2 separate regions of the Homo sapiens genome follow, and region 1 is linked to region 2. Evidence: chromatin loops called from intact Hi-C (ENCODE). Cell type or tissue: ascending aorta. All regions are shown on one strand. Each heading gives the region's core, and the rest is flanking DNA. Links, peaks and the distances in the headings are about the cores only.

What was found. Peaks named below come from ENCODE experiments on the same cell type or tissue, not always from the same donor. Only the 100,000 strongest peaks of a DNase experiment are listed, where the experiment ranks them.
Region 1: a loop joins it to region 2, with 2.9 times the contacts of the local background. A loop is called at or near these places in 15 of 110 quality-filtered maps.

Annotation. Positions count from the first base shown.
Region 1 is chr19:3,396,159-3,410,884 of GRCh38, reverse strand. The region is part of intron 2 of NFIC (nuclear factor I C); the gene reads right to left. Among named protein-coding and RNA genes, the nearest start is that of NFIC, 37 kb to the right of the region's middle. In ascending aorta, for the core only: no CTCF peak of the experiment used is centred there; DNase peaks (open chromatin) are centred at 5,744, 6,164 and 6,594; H3K4me3 peaks cover 2,397 bases; H3K27ac peaks cover 7,920 bases.
Region 2 is chr19:3,328,555-3,343,280 of GRCh38, reverse strand. No RefSeq gene overlaps it. Among named protein-coding and RNA genes, the nearest start is that of NFIC, 31 kb to the left of the region's middle. In ascending aorta, for the core only: CTCF peaks have their summits at 6,444 and 6,653; DNase peaks (open chromatin) are centred at 4,630, 6,060, 6,450 and 7,640; H3K27ac peaks cover 5,462 bases.

The DNA.
Region 1 (14,726 bases), core at 3,185-11,184, 68 kb before region 2:
CATGTGGCTCTGGACCAGTCACCTCCTCTGTCGGAGCCTCCAACCTCCAGCGGCTCTCCGCTCATCTATAACGCGGGCGTTTCCAATCGCTGCCTTACCTTCCCGTTCTGTTGCTATGCTCAGAGGAGCTTACGGAGGGGACGGGGATAGCTAGAGGTTCTGTGATAAAGTCTGTTTTGATGATAGCATTTTGTCAAACTCCAGGAGTTAAATGAACATTACCCCTCCTCTGCCCGCAGCCCTCCATAGCTCCCACCTTCTTTGCGGGGAAAAGCCCACCTTCTTCCCGTGGCCCACAAGGCCCTGCATGGCCCGATCAGTCCCCTCCCTGCCCTCCCCTCCTTCCTGTCTCCCCTTCCTCACTCTGCTCTAGCCACGGGGGCCTCCTCGCTGTTCCTCCAACACACCAGGCATGGTCCTGCCTCAGGGCCTTTGCACGGGCTGCGCCTCTGCCTGGAACACTGTTCCCTCAGCTATCTACATGGCTCATTCTCTCCCCTCATTCAGGACTTTCCTCAAATAGCTCCTTCTCAGAGAGACACAAATGCCTCTTTCAGCACCATTTAGCATGGATGACCACACACATGCTAGTGTTGAGAGGCTCTGGTTCTGGAAAGCAAATTGTTGTTCTCCTAGCTAACACGGTAAAACCCCGTCTCTATTAAAAATACAAAAAAAAAGCCGGGCGTGGTGGCAGGCGCCTGTAGTCCCAGCTACTCGGGAGGCTGAGGCAGGAGAATGGCGTGAACCCGGGAGGCGGAGCTTGCAGTGAGCCGAGATCGAACCACTGCACTCCAGCCTGTGCAAAGGAGCGAGACTCCGTCTCAGGAAAAAAAAAAAGTAGAGACGCAGTCTCGCTATGTTGCCCAGGCTGGACTCAAACTCCTGGGCTCAAGCAATCCTCCCACCTCTGTCTCCCAAAGTAGGGGAAACACAGGTGCGAGCCACCGCAGCCGGCCAGCAAATTGTATTTCAAATGATACCCTCATCTGGCCGGGAGCCAGGTCTCTTGACTTCCCAGGTCTGTGAGGTGTCATGGACTGCCAAGAATGTCACTGGACCCTGTAGCCTTTGCTCAAGCAAACAAATGATGCACAACAGCCACGCACGCTGGATGGCACTGACGGGGCGGACACACTGTTCTCTCCTGTCCGTGGCTGTGAGCCCAAATTCAGTCCATCCTAGCTCATGACAAAGGCATCGCCGTGGGCTCTGGCCCCACCCTTCCCGCCCGGGAGCACCCACCCCCTTTGCAAGGGACAACTCCCTGCGTCCGCTGGCTGAAGCTTCCGCCGTTGGTGACTGGGAGGTCAACGCACACCCGGCACTCACGGAACAGGTGTTTACTGACCACCTACTACTCGCCAGGCCTTGGGGGGATGGCAGAGAAGGAAGTGGGGAGGGAGACGGGCAGAACCAGTGCATGGAGGAAGCCTCAGATCATTTCACACGGTTCTAGGTTCTACGGAGGCAATGAAACTGGCGGAAGGCAGAATGGCTTTGGGGGCGGCGTTGGAGGGAGGACTCAGGCAGAACCTCTCTGAGGATGTGACGGTGGCTCTCCAGCGGGAGAAGGAGCCCAGCCATGTGGAGAGCTGGGGTGAAAGCGTTCCACAAAGGTTCGGTGACAAGGGCAAGGTCCACGGGGCAGGAATGAAGTTGGATGTGTGAAAGGCAGAGACAGACCCCAGGCTGCAGCGTGGTGGGCAAGAGAAAGAGGAACGAACGGAGAGGGGAGCGGGACCATTCGGGGCCTTGTGTGTTGCAGTGAGAGGCCTGGGTTTTATCCTGCAGTGGGAAGAGGAGTGATGTGAGCTATGATACAATCCATTTTAGACTTTCAAAAGTCTCTGGGCCGGGCACAGTGGCTCACACCTGTAATTCCAGCACTTTGGGAGGCTGAAGTGGGAGGATCACTTGAGGCAAGGAGTTCGAGACCAGCCTGGACCACATAGCAAGACCCCATCTCTACAAAATATTTTTAAAAATTAGCCGGGTGTCAGCCAGGGGCGGTGGCTCACGCCTATAATCCCAGCACTTTGGGATCACAAGGTCAGGAGTTCGAGACCAACCTGGTCAACATGGTGAAACCTTGTCTCTACTAAAAATACAAAAATTAGCCAGGTGTGGTGGCGGTCGCCTATAGTCCCAGCTACTCGGGAGGCTGAGGCAGGAGAACTGCTTGAACCCAGGAGGCGGAGGTTGTAGTGAGCCGAGTTGGCGCGACAGAGTGAGACTCCGTCTCAAAAATAAAATAAAATAAAATAAAAATTAGCTGGGTGTGGTGGTGCGTGCTGCATGTGTGGTCCCAGATGCTCAGGAGGCTGAGGTGCGAGGATTGCTTGAGCCTGGGAGTTTGAGGCTGCGATGAGCTATGACAGTGCCACTGCACTCCAGCCTGGGTGACAGAGTGAAACCCTGTCTCAAGAAAAAAAAAGTGTGTGATGTGTGTCTCACCACAGTTAAAGCAATTTTTAAAGAAACTTCTGGACTCTCAGGTGTTGGGAATCTTGGCTTCAACACAACACCCTGGCCCAGCAGGGGTGGCCCAGCATTGCACGGAGTGGCCATATTGAATTGATCTTTTGGCTGTAGGAAGGACAGGACTTGCTGAAACCATAATCACACTTATTTAAAAACCCGGCGGGCTGTCAGAAGGCCTAGAATGTCCACTTGGGCCCCAGCAGGGCATCTGCTGGACCTCACGGAGCCCAGGTTTCCAGCATCGGCCGCCACCGTGAGCTCGCCTGGTTGATTTTCCAACGTTAGCCGGCTTCCAAATGTTGCTGGCTCTGCCGGCTGCCACGTCCGCCTCCCAACCTCAGCCAGCTAAAGAGAGAACCAAAGCCAGGCCCTGGAATTCCCAGCTACTGGGTGTCACCGGCCATTTTTAAACATTACCCGGCGAAGGTTCAACTTTCTCTGTCCTGGAAGGCAATGGAATATACGAGTGACCTGGGCCTGAGTCCTCTGAGCTCCTGCTGTGCCGTCTTCCCTGCCCCTCTCCCTCCTAGGAAACCTCCAGCCATACTTTGCAGCCCAGCTCTGACATCTCCTTCTCTGGAACACCCTCCCCAGCCCTTTCTGCAAACGTTTGTTCTAGTCCCCAGCACCCTGGACTGTGTCTGGGTCTACAAATATGTGAAAGTTCACCCGGGCGCGGTGGCTCACGTCTGTAATCCCAGCACTTTGGGAGGCCAAGGCGAGCAGATCACAAGGTCAGGAGTTCCAGCTCAGCCTGACCAACATGGCGGAAACCTCGTCTCTGCTAAAAACACAAAAATTAGCCAGGCGTGGTGGTGCATGCCTGTAATCCCAGATGCTCAGGAGGCTGAGGCAGGAGAATTGCTCGAACCCGGGAGGCAGAGGGCACGGTGAACCAAGATTGCACCAGTGACTCCAGCCTGGGTGACAGAGCGAGACTCCATCTCAAAAACAACAACAACAAAGCAAAAACAAAACCAAACAATTGGGCCGGGCGCGGTGGCTCACGCCTGTAATCCCAGCACTTTGGGAGGCCGAGGCGGGTGGATCACGAGGTCAGGAGATCGAGACCATCCTGGCTAACACAGTGAAACCCCGTCTCTACTAAAAATACAAAACTATAGCCGGGCGTGGTGGCGGGCGCCTGTAGTCCCAGCTACTCGGGAGGCTGAGGCAGGAGAATGGCGTGAACCCGGGAGGCAGAGCTTGCAGTGAGCCGAGATCGCACCACTGCACTCCAGCCTGGGCGACAGAGCGAGACTCCACCTCAAAAACAAAAAACAAAAAACAGAAAACCAAATATCTAAAAGTCCAAGTTCTCCCCATCTCCCCATGGCGCTCAAGGCCCTGCACAGCCCGCCTCTGCCCCCTCCCTCCCCTCCTCCCCTCGTCCCTCTCTCCCCCTCGCTCACTCTGCTCCAGCCACACAGGCCTCCTGGCTGTTCCACCAATGCACCAGGCACGGTCCTGCCTCAGGGCCTTTGCACGGGCTGTGCACACTGCTTGGAACACCGTCCCTGCAAATGCCTGCCTGGCTCACTCTCTCGCTTTATTCAGGCTTCTGTTCAAATGTGGTTTATCGTCCACAGCTCCCGGCACAGAATCTGCACTTGAAGTGAGGGAAGTTTGAGTTTTCGCCTCCTCACATCCCTCCTGAAAAATGTGACCACAGGGTTCCCGTGTGTGTCCAGTTACGTTGCAACCTACTTTGCATTTCCTGAGCCTCTGCCCCCTTCCTGTGCCAGCATCTGTGCCAACCCCAGCCTCAGGAGAAAACTGTGATGCTTTTATCCAACACACGTCTTGAGCGCCTACTGTGTACCATGCCCTGTCCTAGGTACTGGGGACAGAGCAGTGAAAAACACACAGACATTGGCTGGACACAGTGGCTCACGCTGTAATCCCAACACTTTGGGAAGCCAAGGCAAGAGGATCACTTGAGGTCAGAAGTTCGAGACCAGCTTGAGCAACATAGTGAGACCCTATTTCTACAAAAAAAAAAAAATAGGCAGGGCACGGTGGCTCATGCCTGTAATCCCAGCACTATGGGAGGCCAAGGCAGGCGGATCACTTGAGGTCAGAAGTTCGAGACCAGCCTGGGCAACATGGCAAAACCCCATCTCTACTAAAAACACAAAAAATTAGCAGGGCATCGTGGCGGGTGCCTGTAATCCCAGCTACTTGGAAGGCTGAGGCAGGAGAATCGCTTGAACCTGGGAGGTGGAGGTTGCAGTGAGCCAAAATCGTGCCATTGCACTCCAGCCTGGGCAACAGAGTGAGACTCTGTCTCAAACAAACAAACAAAACCCAAATTTAGCTGGGCATGGTGGTACATGCCTGTGGTCCCAGCTACTCAGGAGGCTGAAGTGAGAGGATTGCTTGAGCCCAGAAGGTTGAGGCTACAGTAAGCCATGATCAAGTCACTGCACTCCAGCCTGGGTGACAGAGCAGGAGGACTCTGTTTCAAAAAAAGAAAGGAAGAAAGAAAAAGAAAAAGGGGCCGGGCGCGGTGGCTCACACGTATAATCCCAGCACTTTGGGAGGCCAAGGCAGGCAGATCACCTGAGGTCAGGAGTTCGAGACCAGCCTGGCCAACATGGTGAGACCCCTGTCTCTACTAAAAATACAAAAAAATTAGCTGGGTGTAGTGGCAGGCACCTGTAATCCCAGTTACTCAAGAGGCTGAGACAGGAGAATCGCTTGAACTCAGGAGGTGGAGGTTGCAGTGAGCCGAGATCGTGCCATTGCACTCCAGCCTAGGCAACAAGAGTGAAACTCCATCTCAAAAATAAATAAATAAATAAATAAATTAAATTAAATAAAAATAGAAAGGAATTCCAGTACGGACCCTGATCCTCCATAGAGAACTTCCTCCTCCCCAAGATGCTCTAAGGAGGGAAGCAGCTGTCAGTTTTGCCAGTGCTGTGTGACCTCACTAAAAGCACTCTCCCTCTCTGAGCCTCCACATCCTGACAGTGCAGATGACCTAAAACCCCTGCCCAGCCCTTGTCCATCGCCTGTCTGGACAAATCAAAAGAGGAAAAAACACAAGCCCATAGATGTTCTCCGCACTCCCCGCCCGCCCCAGGGACAGGGAGGAAAATCTGGATGTGACCTGGGGGGGCCCGAGAGGCAGAGGCGTGGACGGGGTGACCTCCAGGACGCTGGCCTCCATCCCGGGCCTCCCCGGCCTCGTCCTTCCTGCGTTCCTTAAGTCTGGCCCATACTTTCCATCTCCCTCTCCCCTGCCGCCGGGCCGCCTGGGCCGGAGCCAACCTGCTTCGGAATCACTTTCAAAGAAAAGTTTCTTTTTTCTTTCCACCCGGCCCCCGCCGGCTCCATGGCCTGGCTCCGGGCCCTCCCGGGCGCTGGTGGACGCCTCGGTGTCCTGCGGGTCAGGTCAGCGGCCACCACCGCCCCGGAACCGTCCCCAGCATCGGGCTGTTGGGACTGGAGGCCCAGTGCTGGCCTCGCCCTCCCCCAGGTCTCGGGCCCGCCTCTGGGGACCCCTGGGGACCCCGGTGTCACTCTTTGTGGGTGTCCGGCCTGGGCAGCGGGTCTGGAGGTCCCTGGAGGCCGCAGGGCCCCTGCTCGGAGGCCTGCGCGTAGGGACTCGCCCCGTGCTGGGGACGCTCTGGGAGGCCACGCCGCCCATGACATCATCCCTCTGGCGGCCATTTTCTCGCCTCTCCCTTCCCCTGTTCCAGATGTTTCTCCGGCCTTGGCGGCCATTTTGTAGGTCTGGGCGGCGCAGGCTGGCACCGGCCTCGGGCACCCGGCCCTGCCCTCCTGGGTGGGGTGGGGGTGGGGGGACACCAGGAGAAGGTGACAAGGGAGCCTCTGGGGCACCACTGGGCCCTGGGCCGCCTCCCCCAGCCCCTCTGCAGCCTCTGAGGGGTTAAACACGTGGTGCCAACAGCAGGGCGGCCTTGCCAAGCGCCCACCCGCGCACGGCCACCCAGGGCTCCCCACGCCTCCGCGCCCCCTCCCCATTATCTGCCACTCGGCACCAGCCACTCCAGGGATGTGAGGAGCAAGGTTAAAAATACCCGCACGCACACCCTCACCCCCACCCCCTCCCGGTCCCGCCAATGTCAAATGTGTCAACGCCACCCGGGGTGGGGGGGAGTGGACTGAAAATAACTCGCTGTTTACATTTGGAGCAAATTCTTGGCTTCCCAGCAGCCAAGCTGAGGCCTCCCCACACCCCCACCCCCAACACCTTCCTGGCAGGCCTGACTCGGCGGCTGTGACGGGGGGGGGAGAAGGGCAGGCCTCGGGGGGAGCCCTGGGAGCCACATGTGCCCACGGGCTGAACGCACACGCACGCGTCCCCATGGAGAGGTTCGGGAAGGGATGGGGGGAAAGGGGCAGGCCAGGGGCTGGGGGGGTGGAGAAGGGAGCCCCGGGAGCCACATGTGCCACTGGCTGAGCGCACACACGGGCGTCCCCATGGAGAGGCTCCGGAAGGGATCAGTGGCCACACGAAGCAGGCAGGGCCAGTCGGAAGCGCCCGAGGACACTCTCTGCCAATGTCGGGCACCGGGTGGGGGCAGCCGGGCGCGGCGGGGGGTGGCGGGAGGAGGCGGAGGCCCCTCCCGGCTTCCCCTTCCTTCTGATATTTCTTGGGGCGCGTCTCCAACTGGGCAGCCCGCGGGGAGTCCGGAGGACGGGAGGCAAGGCTGGCGGCCCAGCCAAAGGAGGCAGGAGGAAGGCGCGGGAGCCCGGGCAGGCGCCCAGGGGAGGGCTCTCCGCAATTCCGAGGCCTGCCCGGTGCTGTGTGGCTTCAGGCAAGCCCTGCCCCTCTCTGGGCCTCCAAGAAAAAACAAAATACCAAACGCCCTGGCTTTGGCGTGGGGTCAGGAGAATAGACTCCATGCCAGTCTTGCTTGGGGAGGGAGAGGTAGACACATCTCCGCCCTGCTCTGTGCCTCAGTTTCCCTTGCTGCAAAAAGTAGATGTCAAGTTGTAAACACATCAGATTGTGGAGTGTTCTGCTTTACAAAGGGGGAAACGGAAGATCCGAGAGAGGAAGGGGCTTGCCGCAGATCTCACGGCCACGCAGTTGGACAACGGAACTTGAACCCAGAGGTTTAAATGTTGCCTTGAATGTGGGAGGGGGCTGGAAACCAGAGGGCACAAACCTGAAAGGGGGTAGAAGGAAACTTTCTCCTTCCCAAGCTTTCATGTGGCCTCTCTCCCCAGAGCCTGCTACACAGGTGGTGCTCGATAAATGCTTTTACACAGCTGGCACTCAATAAATGCCTGCAGCCAAATGAGTGTGATTATTCCAGCAGAGCCTGGCACACAGTAGGCACCCAATATGAACTTGTTGCATGAATATTTGGGATTCTCCTGATAGGATCTGGTATACAGCAGGTGCAAAATAAATGCTTGTCAGGGAAAGGAATGTGAGGAACATTAAGAGATTTGGGGGAGTAGTCAAAGTGGAGGACTAGGACCACAGGCCCTGCACAACCTGTCCTGTCCGCTTTCTGCCCTCCCCTCTTCCCTCTCTCCCCCTCACTCACTCTGCTCCAGCCACAGGGGCCTCCTCGCTGTTCCTCCAATGCACCTGGCCCAGTCCTGCCTCAGGGCCTTTGCACATTCTGTTCCCTCTGTCTAAACAGCTAACTGCTTGCTCTCTCTTGAGATCTCTCCTGGTCTCAGCTCAAATGCTCCCTTCTCAGAGAGGTCTACGCTGAGCCCCTTCACCTCAAGCAGCCTCTGGCTACCCTCAATCTCAGCCTTCTGTTTTCTTTCCTTCAGAGGAAGTTAGTGATTGCCTATGGATTTGCTTAGTTGCTTAGTGACTGCACGGGTGTTTGCTCATCTCCCCAGTGGAATGTCACCTCCTTGAGGGCAGAGGCTTTGTCTGTCTAGATCTCTGTTGTGCCCTCAGTGGCTAGAATAAGGCCTGATACAGACTAGGTGCTCAATAAATATTTGTAGAAAGAAAGTTGAGAGGGAGGGATGAGCAGAGAGAAAAAGAGAGACAAGGAGACATGGTACATGGGGGAGTGGAAGGAGGAGGCATGAAAAGGAAGGACCGTCTGGGCGCAGTGGCTCCAGCCTGTAATCCCAGCACTGTGGGAGGCTGAGGCTGGGTGGATCACCTGAGGTCAGGCATTCGAGACTTGCCTGGTCGTCAACATGACAAAGCCCCATCTCTACTAAAAATACAAAAATTAGCTGGCTATAGTGGCACATGCCTGTAGTCCCAGCTACTTGGGAGGCTGAGGCAGGAGAATTGCTTGAACCCTGGAGGCGGAGGTTGCAGTCAGCTGAGATCGTGCCACTGCACTTCAGCCTGGGTGACAGAGTGAGACTTCGTCTCAAAAAAAAGAAAAAAAAATAAGAAAGAAAATAAATGAGAATAGGCTGGGTACGGTGGTTCACACCTGTAATCCTAGAACTTTGGGAGGTCGAGGCGGTTGGATCAATTGAGTTCAGGAGTTTGAGACCAGCCTGGCCAACATGGTGCAACTCCGTCTCTACTAAAAACACAAAAATTAGCTGGGTGAGGTGGTGCACACTTGTAGTCCCAGCTACTCAGGAGGCTGAGGCAGGAGAATCTCTTAAACCTGTGAGGCAGAGGTTGTAGTGAGCTGAGATCGCACCACTGCACTCCAGCCTGGGTGACAGAGCGAGACTCTGTCTAAAAAAAGAGAAAAAAAAAGAGAATAACCCTGCCATGTGGGTGGCGTACCTGGGTTAGGGCTGGGACCCTGGCAGGAGCCCAGAGCCCCACGGGCCTCCCGGGCACCAGGACCCATATCCCAGCTTGCCCGCTAACAAAGTCCTGATTGCAGGAGAGCTCCCAGGCGTGCCCAGTGCTGCGCCGCTCCCTTCCCTGCATGTGCCCAGGCAGGTGCGGCTTGCAGGCAGGAGACGGGGCAAGGAGAGCAAGGGCCAGCCTCAGATAAGGTATAAACGACCCAGGTGAGCAACTGAATCCTCACACCGTCGGAGTTGACCTGGATTCTGCCCCCTCCTCTGCCTCTGTCCCTGCTACCGCCTGCTTGCACCAGGGCGGTCCACTCTGCCCTGGTCCCCAGCTCCTGCCCTCACCCCCCACAGTCTGTCCTCCCTGCAGCAGGCAGAGGGTGCCTGTGAGCACCTGAGTCAGGGCTGGTCCCTCCTCTGCCCATAGCCCTCTATGGCTCCCACCTGCCTTGGGGTCAAAGCCCAAGTCCTTCCTACTGCCCACCAGGCCTTGCACAAACTGCCCTCCCCTCCTCCTTCTCTTCCTCTCCTCACTCTGCTGCAGCCACACAGGCCTCCTCACTGTTCCTCCAAAGTGCCAGGTGTGTCCTGCCGCAGGGCCTTTGCACGGGCTGTGCCCTCTGCCTGGAACGCCTTCCCCCAGTTCTTCATATAACTGGTTCCTCCTCACTTCTCAGGTCTCAGCTCAAATGTCAGGTCCTCAGACAGCCTTTCAGGGACCTCCCCAGCACAGCCCATCAGCCTCTTTTCCTTTGGCCTTCTTTATTTTTCTTGATAGTCCTTATCGCTAAACTGACATTTATTTCTTTTTATTTTTATTATTATTATTTTTTGAGACGGAGTCTCGCTCTGTGGCCCCAGCTGGAGTGTAGTGGTACAATCTCGGCTCACTGCAACCTCCGCCTTCCGGGTTCAAGCGATTCTCCTGCCTCAGCCCCTGCCAGTGGCTGGATTACAGGCGCATACCGCTATGCCTGGCTAATGTTTTGTATTTTTAGTAGGAACGGGGTTTCACCATGTTGGCCAGGCTGGTCTTGAACTCCTGACCTCAGGTGATCTGCCCGCCTCGGCCCCCCACAGTGCTGGGATGACAGGCGTGAGCCACCGCACTAAGCCTAAACTGACATTTATTTCTTGTTCTTTGCCCATCGCCTGAACCAAACTGTGAGTTCCACGAGGGCAGAATTTTTTTTTTTCTGAGACAGAGTCTCACTCTGTCACCCAGGCTGGAGTGCAGTGGCGTGATCTCGGCTCACTGCAAGCTCCGCCTCCCAGGTTCACACCATTCTCCTGCCTCAGCCTCCTGAGGATCTGGGACAACAGGCACCTGCCATCACGCCTGGCTAATTTTTTTTGTATTTTTAGTAGAGACGGGGTTTCACCATGTTAGCCAGGATGGTCTCGATCTCCTGACCTCATGATCCGCCCACCTCAGCCTCCCAAAGTGCTGGGATTACAGGTGTGAGCCACCGTGCCTGGCCAGGGCCGAATTTTTATCTGTCCTGTTCACTGCAGTATCCCAGCGCCTGGAGCAGTGCCTGGCATACAGTAGGAGCTTACTAAATATTTATTGGCTGCAAAGTGGTTCCACTGGATGAGTGCTGACAGTGTCTGTGCTCCGTGCTGTCCTAAACTCTTTTGTTTTCAAAAATTTTTGAGACAGAGATTTGCTATGTTGCCCAGGCTGGTCTCAAACTCCTGGGCTCAAGCGATCCTCCCGCCTCAGCCTCCCAAAGGGCTGGGATTAGAGGTGTGAGTCACTGTGCCCAGCCTATTTTTATTTTTATTTACTTATTTATTTTTTGAGATGGAGTCTTGCTCTGTCACCCAGGCTAGAGTGCAGTGGCACGATCTCGGCTCACTACAATCTCCGCCTCCCAGGTTCAAGTGATTCTTCTGCCTCAGCCTCCCCAGTAGCTGGGATTACAGGCTCCCACCACACGCCCAGCTAATTTTTGTATTTTTAGTAGAGACGGGGTTTCCCCTTGTTGGCCAGGCTGGTCTGGAACTCTTGATCTCAAGTGATCTGTCTTCCTCGGCTTCCCAAAGTGCTGGGATTATAGGCATGAGCCACCATGCCTGGCCTATTTTTATTTTTTGAGACAGGGTGTTGCTCTGTCACCCAGGCTGGAGTGCAGTGGCCCAATCACAGCTCACTGCAGCCTCAACCTCCCAGACTTGAGCAATCCTCCTGCCGCGACCTCTCGAGTGGCTGGGGCTACAGGCACACATCACCATGCCTGGCTAAGTTTTATTTTTTGTAGAGATGGGCATCTCACTATGTTGCCCAGGCTGGTCTTGAACTCCTGGCCTCAAGTGATCCTCCCGTCTCAGCCTCTCAAAGCGCTGGGATTACAGGTGTGAGCCACCATGCCTGGCGGGCATGTAAACTCTTAATATGTCTTATTGACTCTCCCTCAGCAACCCCACAGAGCAGGCGCTATTTTATAGATGGGGAAACTGAGGCCCAGAGAGGGGATGCCACCTGCCTGAGGCCACACAGTGAACAGGCAGCAGGGCCAGGACCCTCCAGGACCTCACGTCTTCCTGCATTGCCCCACTGTGCAGAAGGGGAGGCTGAGGCTCAGAGACAGGGACTTAACCAGGTGACACCCAGAGCCAGCGTCACAGCCCAAGCCTCTGCCCAAGCACTGGGCGTGGTCCTCCGCTCAGCTGAACCCCCGCCCTGGGGAAAGAATATAGTGATGATAAACAACATCCACAAAAATAATCATAACGACATTAATGGCGGCCTTGCTGAGGGCGGAGTCCGCAGCTCGCCTATGAATTCGCACCAGTGCCCGTGGAGGGAGCCGCGGGGGACGCCGGTCCCTTTAAGAGCCTCCCCCTCCCCAGCTGGGCGCTGGCCCGGCCTCCCCTTATGTAAGCGGGCCGGCTGCCCTTGCATAAACTGGTTACATAAGGCAGCGAGGCACAGGCTTGTCCATCCGGCAGCAACCTGTCCCGGGCTGTCTGTGGGGCTGGCCTGGAGCACGGGAGCGTCGTAGCCACCCGGAGCTGTCACAGGGTACAGCCCGGGTCCGAGGGCCTCTGGGTTGACTCCTGCCTGGGGGATGCCTGGGATTCCCAGAGACAGCACAACCCCCTCCCAGGCAGAAGAAGGTGATGGTTTCCAGTGTGTGAAAGGATGGGGCTGTTCCCGTTGCTCTGAAGGTGAAACTGAGGCCCAGAGAGGGCAGGGGAGCAGCCTGAAGCTGCACAACCCTGAGCAGAGGGAGGAGGCGATGACACCAGAGTGAGATCCAGGCTGGGTGGCCTTTGCCTCTCAGCTCACTGCAACCTCTGCAGTGAGGCTTCCTCAGCAAGGCCTGGTATGCAGCTGGCGCTCAATAAGTGCGCCAGTGGAGGTGACACTTGGCAGTGTTTCAGGCCCTTCTCCCTAATACCCTCTAATTCCACGAACCGACTCAATCCTTGCGTAGCTCTCTGTGAAGCTAAGACAGCCATCGCCTCATTCTGCATTTGGGGAAACTGAGGCACGGAGCAAGGTGAAGAAGGAATTGCCAAGTCTGCACGGCGGATGAATGCTGGGCTGAAACAGCAGGTGCTCTATCAATGCACAGTGGGCGCCGGAAGAGTGTCAACTGTGTGCAAAATCCTGGATAATATGCCATCTGCCCAGCAACCCACAGGGGTGGCACCAAGGAGCCCCCTGATCTAGATGGGGAAACTGAGGCACAGAGAGATGAAGGGATTTATCCAAGGTCAAACCCAAACCCTATCACATCTCCTGCTCCAGACAGGCCTCCCCCAAGCCACGAGGGTGTGTAGGTACACAGCTCCCCACCCCCGTCAGACACATGAGTGGTCCACCTTGGGGAGGGTGTGGGATTTGGGAGTGGACGCAGCCTCCCCCGCTCACATTCTTTCTGAGCACTGGCCCTTTAAGGTAGCCACGCTGCCTGGGCATGTCCCAGGGTGACCCCAAGGGGCGGGTGTGGCCAGGAACAAGAGGCCCATTCAGCTGCCCCGTTGCCGCCACCTCCGGGCAGCCCACTGGGTGGGATGGGGGGCTGGGAGGAGACTCGCAAGGCCGGGAGAGAGAGCGAGGTGGGGTGGGAATAGACAGGGACTGAGACAAGGCAGCCTGGGGAGAATCAGAGGTAGAGAGACAGAGACAGAGTCACAGAGACACCCGACCTCAGATGCAGCTCACACCTCCCTGATTCCCCAGGTCCAGGGGTTTGAGACCTGCCCAGCCCCCAGCCTGGCTGCAGCCCTGAAGCTGCTCCTTGAGCCAGCTGAACCTGCGGCCTGCTCACCGGCACCAAAGCCCTGTAGGCCCAAAGGCAGGATCCGGAACGTTCCAGGGCAGTCCCTGCCATACCCCAAACAGCCCCTTTATGTGGTGCCCACTGTGGGTCCTGGGATCTCCCAGGCTTGGATTTAAATCCTGACTGTGCTCCTTAGCTATGTGACCTTAGGCCAGTGACTTTGCCTCTCTAGGCCTCAGTTTCCCCATCTGTTAAATGCTGTTAATGATCATTCCAACCTCAGCGGGTGGTTGTGAGACGGTGAGGTAGCTGCCAACAATGTGGTTTCCTGAGGGCTCAGATGAGCCAGGCACTTGGTAAGCCCTCAATACGCCTGCAATCCCCCCACAATGCACCCCAGACACGCATGCAGACACACCCCTGCCTCCCACTAGATGACACAACCGATCATGATGGCCACTGCTTTTTTGTTTGTTTGTTTGTTTGAGATGGAGTCTCACTCTGTCACCAGGCTGGAGTGCAATGGCGCGATCTCAGCTCACCGCAACCTCTGCCTCCTGGGTTCAAGCGATTCTCCTGCCTCAGCCTCCCGAGTAGCTGAGACTACAAGCATGTGCCACCACACCCAGCTAATTTTTGTAGGTTTAGTAGAGATAGGGTTTTGCCATGTTGGCCAGACTGGTCTCGAACTCCTGATCTCAGGTGATCCACCCACCTTGGCCTCTGCAAGTGCTGGGATTACAGGTGTGAGCCGCCGTGCTCGGCCCTGGGCCATTGCCTTTGAACAAAGCTCTGCAAGCTCTGGGCTACGAGCGGCCGTGGTGTCCCTGTTGGAAGTTCTCACATAGCTCTGTTCACCAGAAGGGACGCCTGGTGGTAGACAGGCTGGGATCCAGACCCAGTGAGGGTGTGCCCGAGGCCCCATAACAGCCTCTTGGAAACACACACTTTTTTTTTTTTTTTTTTTTGAGACGGAGTCTCACTCTGTTGCCCCGGCTGGAGTGCAGTGGCACGATCTCAGCTCACTGCAAGCTCCGCCTCCCAGGTCCACACCATTCTCCTCTCTCAGCCTCCCGAGTAGCTGGGACTACAGGCGCCCACCACCACGCCTGGCTAATATTTTCATATTTTTAGTAGAGACGGGGTTTCACCACGTTAGCCAGGATGGTCTGGATCTCCTCACCTCGTGATCCGCATACCTCAGCCTCCCAAAGTGCTGGGATTATAGGCGTGAGCCGCCGCGCCCGGCCCGGAAACACACACTTACAGCCAGGCTTCCCG
Region 2 (14,726 bases), core at 3,183-11,182:
GCCTCCCAAACTGCTGGGATTACAGGCGTGAGCCACCGCGCCTGGCCTTTTTTAGAGACAGGGTTTCACTCTGTTGCCCAGGCTGGAGTGCACTGGTGCAGTCACGGCTCACTGCAGCCTTGAACTCCTGGGTTCAAGAGATCCTCCCGACTCAGCCTCCCAAGTAGCTAGGAGTGCAGGAATGCACCACCATGCCTGGCTAATTTTTTAATTTTTGTAGAGACAGGGTCTTGCTCTGTCGCCTGGGCTGGATCATACGGGTGCAATCATAGCTCACTGCAGCCTGGAATTCATGGGCTCAAGTGATCCTCCCACCTCAGTCTCCTGAGTATAGGGCGGGCTTCATTTATCCTCATGGCCGGGTGTGGTGGCCATGCCAGTAATCCTAGCACTTTGGGAAGCTGAGGCAGGTGGATCACCTGATGTCAGGAGTTCGAAACCAGCCTGGCCAACATGGTGAAACCCCGTCTCTACTAAAAATACAAAAATTAGCTGGGCGCGGTGGCATGCGCCTGTAGTACCAGCTACTTGGGAGGCTGAGGCAGGAAAATGGCTTGAACCCGGGAGGCAGAGATTGCAGTGAGCCAAGATTGCGCCACTGCACTCCAGCCTGGGCAACAGAGTGAGACTCTTGTCTCGAAAATAAATAAATAAATAATAAATAAATAAATATCCTCGTTACAGTGTTGGCAGATGAGGACAATGACAGGTTTATTGTGCATGTACCATGTGCCAGGTACTTTTACAGATGAGTCCCATCTTATGACTCCTGACATAGCCACTTCTCACCCCATTTTACAGATATGTAAACTGAGGCACCAGCTCACGGTCACACATTGAGTCCGAGGCCAACTCAGGCTCCCTCTGCTTCAGTGTCTCTGTCCTGCCCCTGGGCTCTCTGTCCTCTGCCTGGTGACCCCTGTACCCACCTCTCCAGGCTGCCCTGGGTTCGACAAGAGGGCATGGTAGGCGCGTGATCAATGCGTCTGGGTTGGATGCAGGGGGAGCCTCCTTGGTTCAGCCCCCCATGGCTCGCCTGGGATTGATTGTCATTGTCACCTCTTCGCACACAGCTCCCAAAGCCAGTGTTATTCTTTTTTTTTTTTGAGATGGAGTCTCGCTCTGTCGCCCAGGCTGGAGTACAGTGGTGCAATCTCGGCTCACTGCAATCTCTGCCTCCCAGGTTCAACCGATTCTCCTGCCTCAGCCTCCCGAGTAGCTGGGATTACAGGCATGCACCACCACGCCTGGCTCATTTTTGTATTTTTAGTAGAGACGGGATTTCGCCACTTTGGCCAGGCTGGTCTCGAACTCCTGACCTCAGGTGATCCACCCGCCTCGGCCTCCAAAAGTGCTGAGATGACAGACGTGAGCCACCGCGCCTGGCCTGTCCCATTTTACAGATGGGAAAACTGAGGCTGAGAGAGGAAGGGGTCTGTCCCAGGGATCCATGGCCACATGCAACACTTAGGCTCCTAGGTCCCCTCACGGTCGCACCCAGGCCGTGCAGGGCAACATGGTGGGACTCAGATCCCAAGCGTGGAGGCCGCTGCTTGTGTTTCTGCTGAGTCAAGGCCCCAACCCCTCCTGCAGCCCTCCCAAGAGGTGAGGCTTGCTCAGGATGTGGTTCAGGGTCTGTTTGGGCTCAGCCCTAGAACCCTCCCTCCCAATCTTCCACACGGTTGGGGAGGAGAAGCCCAGCAGCAACAGGGATGAGGGATAGACAGCTGGTAGCACTTCCTGTGTTTGGCGATCCATGGAGCAGGACATCTACCCAGTGTTTCTCCCTCACTGGACACATTACTTGTTCTTCAAAGTGAAGCACTTTGGGGCCGGGCGCGGTGGCTCACGCCTATAATCCCAGCACTTTGGGAGGCCGAGGTGGGTGGATCACGAGGTCAGGAGATCGAGACCATCCTGGCTAAGACGGTGAAACCCCGTCTCTACTAAAAATACAAAAAATTAGCTGGGCGTGGTGGCGGGCGCCTGTAGTCCCAGCTACTCGGGAGGCTGAGGCAGAGAATTGCTTGAACCCAGGAGGTGGAGCTTGCAGTGAGCCGAGATCGCGCCACCGCACTCCAGCTTGGGCGACAGAGCGAGACTCCATCTTAAAAAAAAAAAAAAAAGTGAAGCACTTTGGGAGGCCGAGGCGGGCAGATCACCTGAGGTGAAGAGTTTGAGACCAGCCTGGCCAACATGGCAAAACCCTGTCTGTACTAAAAATACAAAAATTATCCGGGCGTGGTGGCGGGCGCCTATAATCCCAGCTACCTGGGAGGCTGAGGCAGGAGAATGGCATGAACCCGGGAGGCGGAGCTTGCAGTGAGCCAAGATCACGCCATTTCACTCCAGCCTGGGCGACAGAGTGAGACTCCCTCTCAAAAAAAAAAAAGACACAGAGCAATGAGCAGGTGGATGATGGCCCTTGTGGGGTAGACGGGGAAACTGAGGCTCAGGAAAATGCAGTCTTTTGCCCATGGGCCCTGGGGCTCCAGGCCAGGGAGCTAGTGTCCTGAGTTCTCTGAAACCTTCCGGACACCGTGGAAAGAGCTGGGCTTTGGAGCTGGCTGAGCTGGCCCTGCTTTTCCCGCTCACGTGCTGTGCAGCTTTGGATGAAGACGTGGAACCAAGCTTGGCCCTGCGCAGTAGGGAAAGGAGAGCACAGAGCGTGGCAGAAGAGTCAACCCCAGCCCCTCTGTCCCATAGGGCTGGCACCGTGGGTGTAGGCACAGGCATCACCTGGCTCTCCAGAGCCTGCCCACACACTCCAGGCCCTCATGCCCAGCCAGGCGGAGCCCCAGGGAGCCAGCCTCCGAGGTCGCAGTCACAGACTGCTGGCATCTATCCCTTCACAGATGGAGAAACTGAGGCCTGGGGTACTAGGACCTCACAAGGTGGGCGATATGAAGGGTGGCGATGCTGCCTGCAGGTCCTGGAGTCCTCCCAGCTGAGGGTATTTCCCTGGCCGAGCCTCTCTCACCATATCCCATGAATGAACTTGCCCAAGCTGCTTCTGTTTTCTGGGCCTCAGTTTCTCCATCTGTCTAAGAGGAACCCGCTAACATGCCTGGCAGGGGTCACGGCACGGAAGGGAACGTCACCCATGTCTATGCAGAGATATTGTGATTTCCAGCCCCACAGAGCCCACGGAGGTCCCATTCCCTGACACCTCCACCAACACCCCTGTCTTCAGAGGTTCAAATCTTGGCTCTACCACTTACAGACCACGGGACCTTGGGCAGATGGCGGCCTTGCTTCATGCCTCAGTTTCCCTATCTGTAAAATGCGGACAGTCATATGACTGTGGCTGTCACTAAGTGCTGTTTGCCCCAGAGACCTTCCCCCCAATCCCTCACTCCCTTCCAGAGCAGGGCTGGGGTCTCCTCTTTGCACCACTGGGTGGGGGGCGCCCTCTACCGCCTACCCACAGCTTTGAAAAGCCCTGAAGAACCAGAGTCTCCCTCCCTCAATGGGAGAGGCAACTCCTGCTTCTCTCGCTCTAAAAAGGAAATTCTGGGCCGGTGCGGTGGCTCATGCCTGTAATCCCAGCACTTTGGGAGGCCAAGGTGGGTGGATCACCTGAGGCCAGGAGTTCGAGACCAGCCTGGCCAACATGGTGAAACCCCGTCTCTACTAAAAATACAAAAGTTAGCCGGGCATGGTGGCGTGCACTTGCAATCTCAGTTACTCGGGAGGCTGGGGCAGGAGAATCGCTTGAACCTGGGGGACAGAGGTTGCAATGAGCCGAGATCACGCCACTGCACTCCAGCCTGGGCAACAGAGTGATACTCTGTCTCAAAATAAATAAATAAATAAATTAATAAAATAAATAAATTAAAAAAAGGAATTCCAGCCAGGTGTGGTGGCTCACACCTGTAATCCTAAGACTTTGGGAGGCCAAGGTAGGTAAATCAGTTGAGGTCGGGAGTTCAAGACCAGCCTGGCCAACATGGTGAAACCCCGTCTCTACTAAAAATACAAAAAAAAAAAAAAAAAAATTAGCCAGGGATGGTGGCACATGCCTGTAATCCCAGCTACTAGGGAGGCTGAGGCAGGAGAATTGCTTGAACCTGGGAGCTGAGGTTGCAGTGAGCCAAGATAGTGCCACTGCACTCCAGCCTGGACAACAGAGCGAGACTCTGTCACAGAAAAAAAAAAAAAAAGGGAATTCCTTGGCCTTTGCCCTTTGCCCTCTGACCTCCAGCCTCAGGTCTGGGGCAGCCAGTATGCAGTCTCCCAGCCAGTGGCCGAAAGGAGCAGGGTGACGGTCCTGGCAGCCCAGGGACACATCTGGATGGAGGAACTGAGGCCAGAGCTGGCTGGACACTGGCTCAGGGTCGCATGATGGAGCAGCCTAGGGTACGGGGGCCCTTCCTTGGGGAGGAAACCCTGGGGTCAGGGATGGGACCCCTCTGCCACTGGAGGTAGGGAGCAGGCAGCTGGTGCCCAAGGTGGGTGGGTAACGACAGGAAGTCGGTTACTGAGGAGGCAGTTGTTGGCACTTTGATTTCCTGCTGTGCCGCAGGTTATGTAAAGGGCTGGGAGTGGCCGGGCACCCCAACACCCCGCCCACCCTGTGCCACCCTGGGGCTTGTCGTACAGAGAAGGGAAGGAGAGGCTCAGAGTGGGATGTTTGGGAGCTTGCAGCCATCAGGCAGGAACGTGAGCCTGGGCCCCTTGGGACCTGGCACCATGACCTCAGTTCTCTGTCCCCTGCCCCCAGCCTCCCTCCACTGGGCTCCAGGGAGGTGTAGGGTGAGAGGTTCCCAGCTGATTTCTCAGCTCCCAGCCCTGCCTCTGACTTGCTTTGGGAACATCAACTTCAGTTTCCCATGTGTGCAATGGGCCTGGATTCTTTCTTTACTTTTTTTTTTAATTTTAATTTTTTTTTTTTTTTTGAGACTGAGTCTCACTTTGTCGCCCAGGCTGGAGTGCAGTGGTGCGATGTCAGCTCACTGCAACCTCTGCCTCCCGGGTTCAAGCAATTCTCCTGTCTCAGCCTCCCGAGTAGCTGGGACTACAGGTGCACGCCACCACACCCAGCTAATTTTTGTATTTTTAGTAGAGACGGGGTTTCACCATAGTGGTCAGGCTGGTCTCGAACTCCTGACCTTAGGTGATCCACCTGCCTCGGCCTCCCAAAGTGCTGGGATTACAGGCGTGAGCCACTGCAACTGGCCATTTCTTTACTTATTTCTGTTGCTGTTATTTTCTTTTAGTTAGCAGATACTTTCATGTTAATATACGTGAGGGCCCGTTCTAAAATGCATAGCTAGATGTGGTGGCTCATGCCTGTAATCACAGCACTTTGGGAGGCCGAGGCAGGTGGATCACGTGAGCCCAGGAGTTCCAGACCAGCTTGGGCAATATGGGAAAAGCCCATCTCTACAAAAAAAAAGTAATATAAATTAAGAATAAATGCATTATAAGGATTAACACGATTAATCCTCTTGGGGGGTCTGACTGCTATGATGATCCCCACTTTACAGATGGAGAAACTGAGGCACAGAGCAACCAAGCAGCACAGGGTGGCAGAGGTGGTAAAGGAGGGGGTCAGGATGGGAACCCAGGCCCCTCTGTGGGTGGACTGCCCTGATGGTGGGGAGGTTCGTGTTGGCCTCCCCAGGACACAGATGGAAATACTGGGTCTTGGTGAGGGCCAGGGCCAGGCTCGGGGTCAGCGGTGGGTGAGCACAAAGCCAGACACCCCTGGTTGCCCTCTCTGGGTGATGGTGCCCAGTGTTCCACATCAGAGCACCCACCAGGCATCGTGGACATCTCGGAGGCCCAATTGGCCACCACAGTCACGGTGCTCCAGGGCCAGTCTGAGGGCGAAACTGTTCCCTGGGTGTCTGTAGTGTGGGCTGGGAGCAGGCAGCGGCTCTCACCCGGCATCCACCATGGGCCATGCTCACTCCTTGCATGGGCGTGTTCTCAACAACCTGGGGGTTGGGACCACAGGGATCCCATTTTTTTGGAAGAGGAAGCTGAGTGCCAAGTGGAGAGGCCACATCCTAGGGGCCCAGCAGAGTCCGAGCCTGACTCAGTGCCCTTGGCCTTGGCCTCTCAGACTCACTCCACTGGCCAAGCCTGTCCAGCCCCACACCCCTGCCACCGGCAGGACTTGGTGTGTGTGACTGGGGGAGGAGCGGGCCTGGGTGGCTGGGAAACCAGGTAGGGGTATGACCAGAGTGGGGGGTGCTGGGTATGCAGCCCCCTCCCTCCTGGAAGAGGCCTAGCCCGGAGCACCCCACCCCCAGCCCTGTTGGCAGAGCGATTAAAGAGAGAAGGATGAGGGAAAAAGCCTGAAAGAATTAAACAAACAAAGGGAGAGGTCGGTTTATATAATCTCTGGTACAACGTGTCCTCTTGAGCCAGGATTAGGCCGTGGCGTTTCCCAGGCAGCCGTGGGGGCGGGTGGCAGACGCCCTGCTCCCTCCTTGCTCTGTGCCACTGCCTGCCCTGGCTGCCTCCCTCCCCGTGGGGGCCCTTCTGTATCCCCAGGTTGGGGAAGCTCCAAGGGGGGGCCAGGTCCAGCTGGGAGGATGCCAGCTCCCCCTGGGAGGTGGGGGCAGGTCCGGGAATCGTGCCATCTGGCAGATCCACTCCCAGGCCTGCCCTGCACAACCAGCTCACAATCTTGGACAGACCTGAGACCTTGGTTTCTCTTCTGGGAAATGATTTTGTGGGGCTATAGGTATTTGGAGCCTGGTACACAGTTGGTGCTAAATAATTGCATACCTCCAATAACTGTGGAAGCTGGAATCAGGGCTATAATCACGATCAATTGGGTATCAACAGTAACAGTCACAACAATAATAAGATCTAACGATAGTTTCATTTCTCTTTATAGCATTCATCCTTCTTGAACGTTAACATTTTAATTCACGGTTTGTGTCTCTCCCTGGAGTCCCAAACCCTCGAGAAGGACAGGTGTCAGTGTCACTTTTGTTTGCTGCTGGATCTCCTGTGTCTAGGACAGAGCTAGACCCGCAGCGGGTACCTTGAACATATTTCGAGAACTTAGGGCTGAATCGTTCATGTGTATTGAGTGCCCTCTCAGGACCACGCTTTGCACTCAGCACAACCATATTGCATTTGAGCATTGCGAAACCGGCCAGGAGGGTGCTTCATTATTCCCATTTTTCCAGAGGGGGAAACTGAGGCCCAGAGAAAAGGAGTGACCTGCTCAGTCACCTGCAAAAAAAGTGACAGAGCTGAAATTCAAATGCAGCCCTCCTCGCTGTCAAAGTCTCCTTCTGGGCCAAGTTGCTGACTTGCTCTTCCCAGGCATGGGCGTCTCTGAGACTGGGGCCAGAGGAAACATTCAGGGCTGCCAGGGATGCCCGGGACTCTTTCTCCACCCACCCATCACGCCTTCCTTGGTGTCCGGGTATGGGAGTGGGGCTGTCATTTCAGGCCCCTGCAGTGGGGGAAGTGTGGCATGGTGGGGATAGAGTGTGACGGGGAGGAGGTACCTGGTCTGGTCACACCGGTGGCTATGGTACTGTTGTATGGGACAGACAGCCCAGCCCTGGTACCCTCACTTCTAGCAGCCAGGCTGGGGACCCAAGAGGATGGGGCTGTGGCCACCCCCAGATGGCCAACTTATTTTTCCAGTAACTGTTACTCAGCTCCAGGATCTGGGAGAAAGGTCACAGCCTTGGCCAGCAGCAGTAGCTGGGACTGGATGAGAGAGTAGCTAGATTCCCCAACCCCCCAGCTCCCAGCCTGGCTGCCTGCTGTCCCCAGGCAGGTACCTGCTGCTCTGGGAGGCAGGGACGGGGCTGTGGAGGTTCCCTGAACCCAGATAGCCCCCCAAACTACCCCACAGGGTGGCCCTTGTATTGGTCCACCCCACAGTTCACTCACTCTCCCTGCAGCCACCTGTCCCCAGCACCTCGAAAGCAACTGAACCCACCAGCAGCTCCTTCTCCTGATCTCCCCGCTGACCCCACTGGCACAGAACTGGGGGGAAACAGGTGGGTAGGAGGGATCTCTGTCCCCCGTGGACCTGCCAGGCAACACACAACTCCCTCCAGCCTTTTTTTTTTTTTTTTTTTTTTTTTTTTTTTAGATAGAGTCTCATTCTGTCACCCAGGCTGGAGTGCAGTGGTACAATCTTGGCTCACTGCAGCCTCCACCTCCTGGGTTCAAGCGATTGTCCTGCCTCAGACTCCTGAGTAGCTGGGACTACAGGTACGCACCACCACGCCTGGCTAATTGTTGTATTTTTAGTATAGACAGGGTTTCACCATATTAGCCAGGCTGGTCTTCAACTCCTGACCTCAGGTGATCTGCCCGCCTTGGCATCCCAAAGTGCTGGGATTACAGATGTAAGCCACAGCGCCCAGTGCTTTTAACCTTTAATCTCTCTCTTCCCTCTGTTCTATTCCTTGTCTTCTCCAATGGGCAATTCATTGCCTGATTCCCTGAGCCAATCACAAATGATGACAGCATCTCTGTGGTCCCACTGTGTGCAGGAACTTCACCTATGTTATATGTATCCCTATTAACAATGCTTGAGCTGGGTGCAGTAGCTCACGCCTGTAACCCCAGCACTTTGGGAGGCCAAAGCTGGAGGATCACTTGAGCCCAGGAGTTCGAGACCAGCCGGGGCAACATAGGGAGACCCCATGTCTAAAAAAAGAAAAGAAAAGAGAAAGAATAGAAGAGAGGAGAAAGAAGAGAAGAGAAGAGAAAGAAGAGAAGAGAAAAAATTGGCCACGCATGGCAAGTGTCTGTAGTCCCAGCTACTCAGGAGGCTGGAGGCTGGGGTGGGAGGATTGCTTGAGCCTGGGGGGTTGAGGCTGCAGTGAGCTGTGATTGAGCCACTGCACTCCAGCCTGGGTGACAGATCGGACCCTGTCTCAAAAAAAAAAAAAAAAAAAAAAAAAAAAGAAGGAAGGGTACATCTATATAGCAAAAGATATGCATGGGAATGTTCATAGTCACTTTACTCATAAAAGCCCCAGATTGGAACCAACCTAATGAAGATCCACACGAGAATGGATGCAATGAAAAATAACCCCCCGGCTGGGTTCACGCCCGTAATACCAGCACTTTGGGAGGCCGAGGTGGGCGGATCACAAGGTCAGGAGTTTGAGACCAGCCTGGCCAACATGATGAAACCCCATCTCTACTAAAAATACAAAAATTAGCCGGGCGTGGTGGTGGGCGCCTGTAATCCCAGCTACTCAGGAGGCTGAGGCAGGAGAATTGCTTGAACCGGGTGGGCAGAGGTTGCAGTGAGCTGAGATCACGCCACTGCCCTCCAGCCTGGGCGACAGAGCGAGAATCCATCTCAAAAACAAAAAAAAAAAGAAAGAAAAAGAAAAAGAACCCCCTACATTGACAACAGGGTGGTTATGAGTTGGACTGCGCCTCCCTAAATTCATATGGTGAAGTCCTAACACCCAGGACCTCAGAAGGTGACCTTATTTGGAAGTAATGTCTTTGCAGAAGGAGTTAGTTAAGATGACATCATCCCCGAGTAGGGTGGGACCCTGGTCCAAAAACCAGTGTCCTAATGAAAAGGGGACATTTGGCTGGGTACAGTGGCTCACGCCTATAATCCTAGCACTTTCGGAGGCTGAGCCCAATGAGGGGTACTCCTTGAGCCCAGGGGTCCCAGAGCAGCCCGGGCAACATAACGAGTGAGACCCCGACTCTACAAAAAAAAGAAAAAAAATTAGCTGGGCATGGTGGCACATGCCTGTGGTCTCAGCTACTTGGAAGGCTGAGGGGAGGCTGAGGAGGGAGGATCACTTGAACCCCAGGGTTTGAGGCTACAATGAACCATGGTCATGCCACTGTACCCCAGTCTGGACAACAGAGCAAGACCCTATTTCAAAAAGAAGAAAGAGACAGAGAGAGAGAAGGAAGGAAGGGAGGAAGGAAGGAAGGAGAGAGGGAGGGAAGAAAGGGAGAGAAGGAGAGAAAAAAAGAGAAAGAAAGAAAAAGAAAAAAGAAAGAAAGAGAAAGAGAAAGAAAAGAAAGCAAGCCAGCTGGCATGATGGTTCACACCTGTAATCCCAGCACTTTGGCAGGCCAAGGTGGGAGGATCACTTGAGGTCCAGCGTTCCAGACCAGCCTGGCCAACAAGGTGAAACACCATCTCTATTAAAAATACAAAAATTAGCTGGGCATGTGCCTGTAGTCCCAGCTACTTGGGAGGTTGAGGCAGGAGAATGGCTTAAATCCGGGAGGCGGAGGTTGCAGCGAGCTGAGATTGTGCCATTGCACTCCAGGGTGGAGACAGACCAAGACTCCATCTGATTAAAAAGAAAAAAGGAAGGAAAGAAGGAAGGAAGGAGGGAGGGAGGGAGGGAAGAAGGGAGGAAGGGAGGAAGAAAGGACAGATGGAAGGAAGGAAGGAAGGAAGGAAAGGAAGGAAGAAAAGAAGGAAGGAACGAAAGAAGGAAGGAAGGAAAGGAAGGAAAGAAGAAAGGAAGGAAGGAAGGGAAGGAAGGGAAGGAAGGAGGGAAGGAAGGAAGGAGGGAAGGAAGGAAGGAGGGACGGAGGGAAGGAAGGAAGGAGGGAAGGAAGGGAAGGAAGGAGGGAAGGAAGGAAGGAGGGAAGGAAGGAAGGAGGGACGGAGGGAAGGAAGGAAGGAGGGAAGGAAGGAAGGAAAGGAAGGAAGTAGGGAAGGAAGGATGGAGGGAAGGAAGGAAGGAGGGAAGGAAGGAGGGAAGGAAGGAGGGAAGGAAGGAGGGAGGGAAGGAAGGAAGGAGGGAAGGAAGGAAGGAGGGACGGAGGGAAGGAAGGAAGGAGGGAAGGAAGGAAGGAGGGAAGGAAGGAAGGAAAGGAAGGAAGGAGGGAAGGAAGGAGGGAGGGAAGGAAGGAAAGGAAGGAAGGAGGGAAGGAAGGGAAGGAAGGAGGGAAGGAAGGAAGGAAAGAAGGAAGGAAGGAAAGGAGGAAGGAAGCAAGGAAGGAAAAAAGGAAGGAAGGAAGGAGGGAAGGAAGGAAGGAAAGAAGGAAGGAAGGAAAGGAGGAAGGAAGCAAGGAAGGAAAGAAGGAGGGAAGGAAGGAAGGAAAGAAGGTAGGAAGCAAGGAAGGAAAGAAGGAAAGAAGGAAGGACGGGAAGGAAAGAAGGAAGGAGGGAAGGAAGGAAGGAAGGGCACATGTATATACTGAAAGACATGCATGGAAATGTTCATATCGGTTTTATTTGTAAGAGCCCAGAACTGGAACTAATTGAAATGAACATCCACACTAGAATGGGTGGAAACAGGAATGAAAAAAAAGAAAACCTACATGGACAACAGGGTGATTATGCATTGAATTGTGCTGCCCCCCAAATTCATATGTTGAAGTTCTAACCCCAGGACCTCAGAAGGTGACTTTATTAGGATGCAGGGTCTTTACAGAGGTAATCAAAATAAAATGAGGCCATTAGAGGCCAGGCACGATGGCTCACGCCTGTAATCCCAGCACTTTGGGCGGCCGAGGCGGGTGGATCACGAGGTCAGGAGATCGAGACCATCCTGGCTAACACGGTGAAACCCCGTCTCTACTAAAAATACAAAAAATTAGCCGGGCATGGAGGCGGGCGCCTGTAGTCCCAGCTACTCGGGAGGCTGAGGCAGGAGAATGGTGTGAACCCGGGAGGCAGAGCTTGTAGTGAGCCGAGATCACGCCACTGCACTCCAGCCTGGGTGACAGAGCGAGACCCCGTCTAAAAAAAAAAGAAAAAAAATGAGGCCATTAGTCCAGATCCTAATCCAAACTGATTGGTGTCCTTATAAAAAGGGGGAAAATTTGGACACAGACATGCACTTAGGGACACCGTCACGTGTACATGAAGGCGTCATCTTACAGGTCAAGGACAGAGAAGGGTGGGACAGACTCTCCCTGCCAGCCCTCAGGAGGAATCAACCCTGCCAACACCTTGAATTTGAACTTCCAGCCCCCAGAACCGTCAGGAAATACATTTCTGTTGTTTGAGCCACTCAAGCTGTGCTACTTTGTTAAGGAAGGCCCAGGAAACGAAGACAGATGATTCCAACATACGTTTTTTTCTTTTTCTTTTTTTTAAAGATAGAGTCTCACTCAGTTGCCCAGGCTGGAGTGCAGCAGGGTGATCCTGGCTCACTGCAGCTTCTGCCTCTGGGGTTCAAGTGATTCTCCTGCTTCAGCCTCCTGAGTAGCCAGGATAACAGGTGTGCACCACCACACCTGGCTAATTTTTGTATTTTTAGTAGAGTCGGGGTTTCATCATGTTGGCCAGGCTGGTCTCAAACTCCTGACCTCAGGTGATTCACCTGCCTTGGCCTCCCAAAGTGCTGCAATTACAGACATGAGCCACTGTGCCCGGCCAAGATGGGGTTTTATGATGTTATTCAGGTTGCTCTTGAACTCCTGGCCTCAAGTGATCCTCCCACCTCAGCTTCCCAAAATGCTGGGAATATAGGTATGAGCCACTGCACCCAGCTTAAATGCATTTTTGAGTTATGATTTTATTTTTTTGAGATGGAGTCTCGCTCTGTCACCTGGGCTGGAGTGCAGTGGCACAATCTCGGCTCACTGTAACCTCTGCCTCCCAGGTTCAAGTGATTCTCCCACTTCAGCCTCCTGAGTAGCTGGGACTATAGGCACACACCACCACGCCCGGCTAATTTTTTGTATTTTAGTAGAGGCAGGGTTTCACCATGTTGATTGGGATGGTCTCGAACTCCTGAGCTCAGGTGATCCACCCGTCTAAGCCTCCCAGAGTGCTGAGATTACAGGCATGAGCCACCGCACCCGGCCGACTTATGATATTTTTAACTTATGAAGAGTTTATCAGGACATGGTCCCATCCTAAGCCCAGGAACACGTGAACAACACTGGAGCTGTCAAACCATGGCCCCGGATCAAATCCAGACTGTGATGTTTGATTGCATGGGGCCATGGGGCGAGACCATGCTGCCCGGTTGTTTGCTCCAACAGGCATCTGCATGTTTTGCTCTGAAGGTATTCTGCAGATGTGCTGAATGTCTAGAGTCAGCTGCCTTTAAGTGAAGGAAACGACCCTCTGTAATGTGAGTGGGCCTCGTCCAATCAGTTGAAGGATGTAAGAGCAAAATTCGGGTTTTCCCAGAGAAGAAGGAATTCTGCCTCAAGACTGGGACATAAAAATCCTCATTTCTTCAGGCACGGTGGCTCATGCCTGTAATCCCAGCACTTTGGGAAGCCGAGGCAGATGATTGCCTGAGCTCAGGAGTTCGAGACCAGCCTGGGCAACACAGTGAAACCCCGTCTTTCCTGAAATACAAAAAAATTAGCCGGGCGTGGCGGCGTGTGCCTGTAGTCCCAGCTACTCGGGAGGCTAAGCTGGAGAATCGCTTGAACCCGGGAGGTGGAGCTTGCAGTGAGCAGAGATCGCGCCACTGCACTCCAGGCTGGGTAACACAGCGAGACTCCATAAAAAAAAAAAAAGAAAAAAAAAAAGTCCTCGTTTCCAGACTGTGGGGACTGCCCTACAGTTTTTGGACCCAACACTGCAACACTGACTCTATTTCTGTTTTTTTTTTTGTTTTTGTTTTTGGTTTTCTTTTTTTTTTGGAGACGGGGACTCATTCTGTTGCCCAAGGTGGAGTTCAGTGGTGCAATCTCGGCTCACTGCAACCTCTGCCTCCTGGGTTTCAAACAATTCTTGTGCCTTGGCTGCCCGGTTAATTTTTGTATTTTTAGTAGAGACAGGGTTTCGCCATGTTGACCAGGCTGGTCTTGAACTCCTGACCTCGTGATCTGCCCGCCTTGGCCTCCCAAAGTGCTGGGATTACAGGCGTGGGCCACCGCGCCCGGCCTGCAACATTGACTCTTACCTGAATGTCTAGCCTGCTGCCCTGTTCTATAAATTTTAGACTGGCTAGCCCCCATATCAAGCAAATCAATTTTTTTTCTTTTTCTTTTCTTTTCTTTCTTTTTTTTTTTTTAGACGGGATCTTGTGCTGTCACCCAGGCTTGAGTGCAGTGGTGTGATCACAGCTCACTGCAGCCTTGAGTTCCTGGGTTCAACTCTGCCTCAGCTTCCCAACTAGCTGGGACTACAGGTGTGTACCACCACACCTGGCAAATGTATTTTATTTATTTATTAATTTGTTTGTTTGTTTGTTTTTAGAGATGAGGATACCATGCTGCCCAGGGTGGTCTCAAACTCTTGGGCTCAAGAGATCCTCCTGCCCCAGCCTCCCAAAGTGCTGGGATTATAGGCGTGAGCCACTGCACTCCACAATTCCTTAAAATCACTCTCTCTCTGTCTCTCTGTCTCTCACACACACAAACACTCCCCATTGGTTCTGTTTGAGAACCCTGACTAACACACAGCCCATCACTTATTTTTATAAATAAAGTTTTATTGGTATACACACCCACACCCACTCACTTACATATTGTCTGTGGCTGCCTATTGACTACAGGGACAGAGGTGAGTAGCTGCAATGGGGACTGCCTGGTCCACAAAGCCTAAAATATTTACGATACGGCCTTTTACAAGAAAAAATTTGCTGATATTCAACCTACAAAAACATTTAACAACACAGATGAATCTTACAAGCTTTACGTTGAGGACAAAAAGCCTGTCATTATGGGATTTAGTGTAATGTAGTTCACAGTGGGCAGTACTGATTGATTAATTTACTTTGTTATTTATGTTTGAGATAAACATATGTTCACGTTTTGGGTCTCACTGTGTTGCCCAGGCGGATCTTTAACTCCTGGCCTCAAGTGATCCTTCTGCTTCA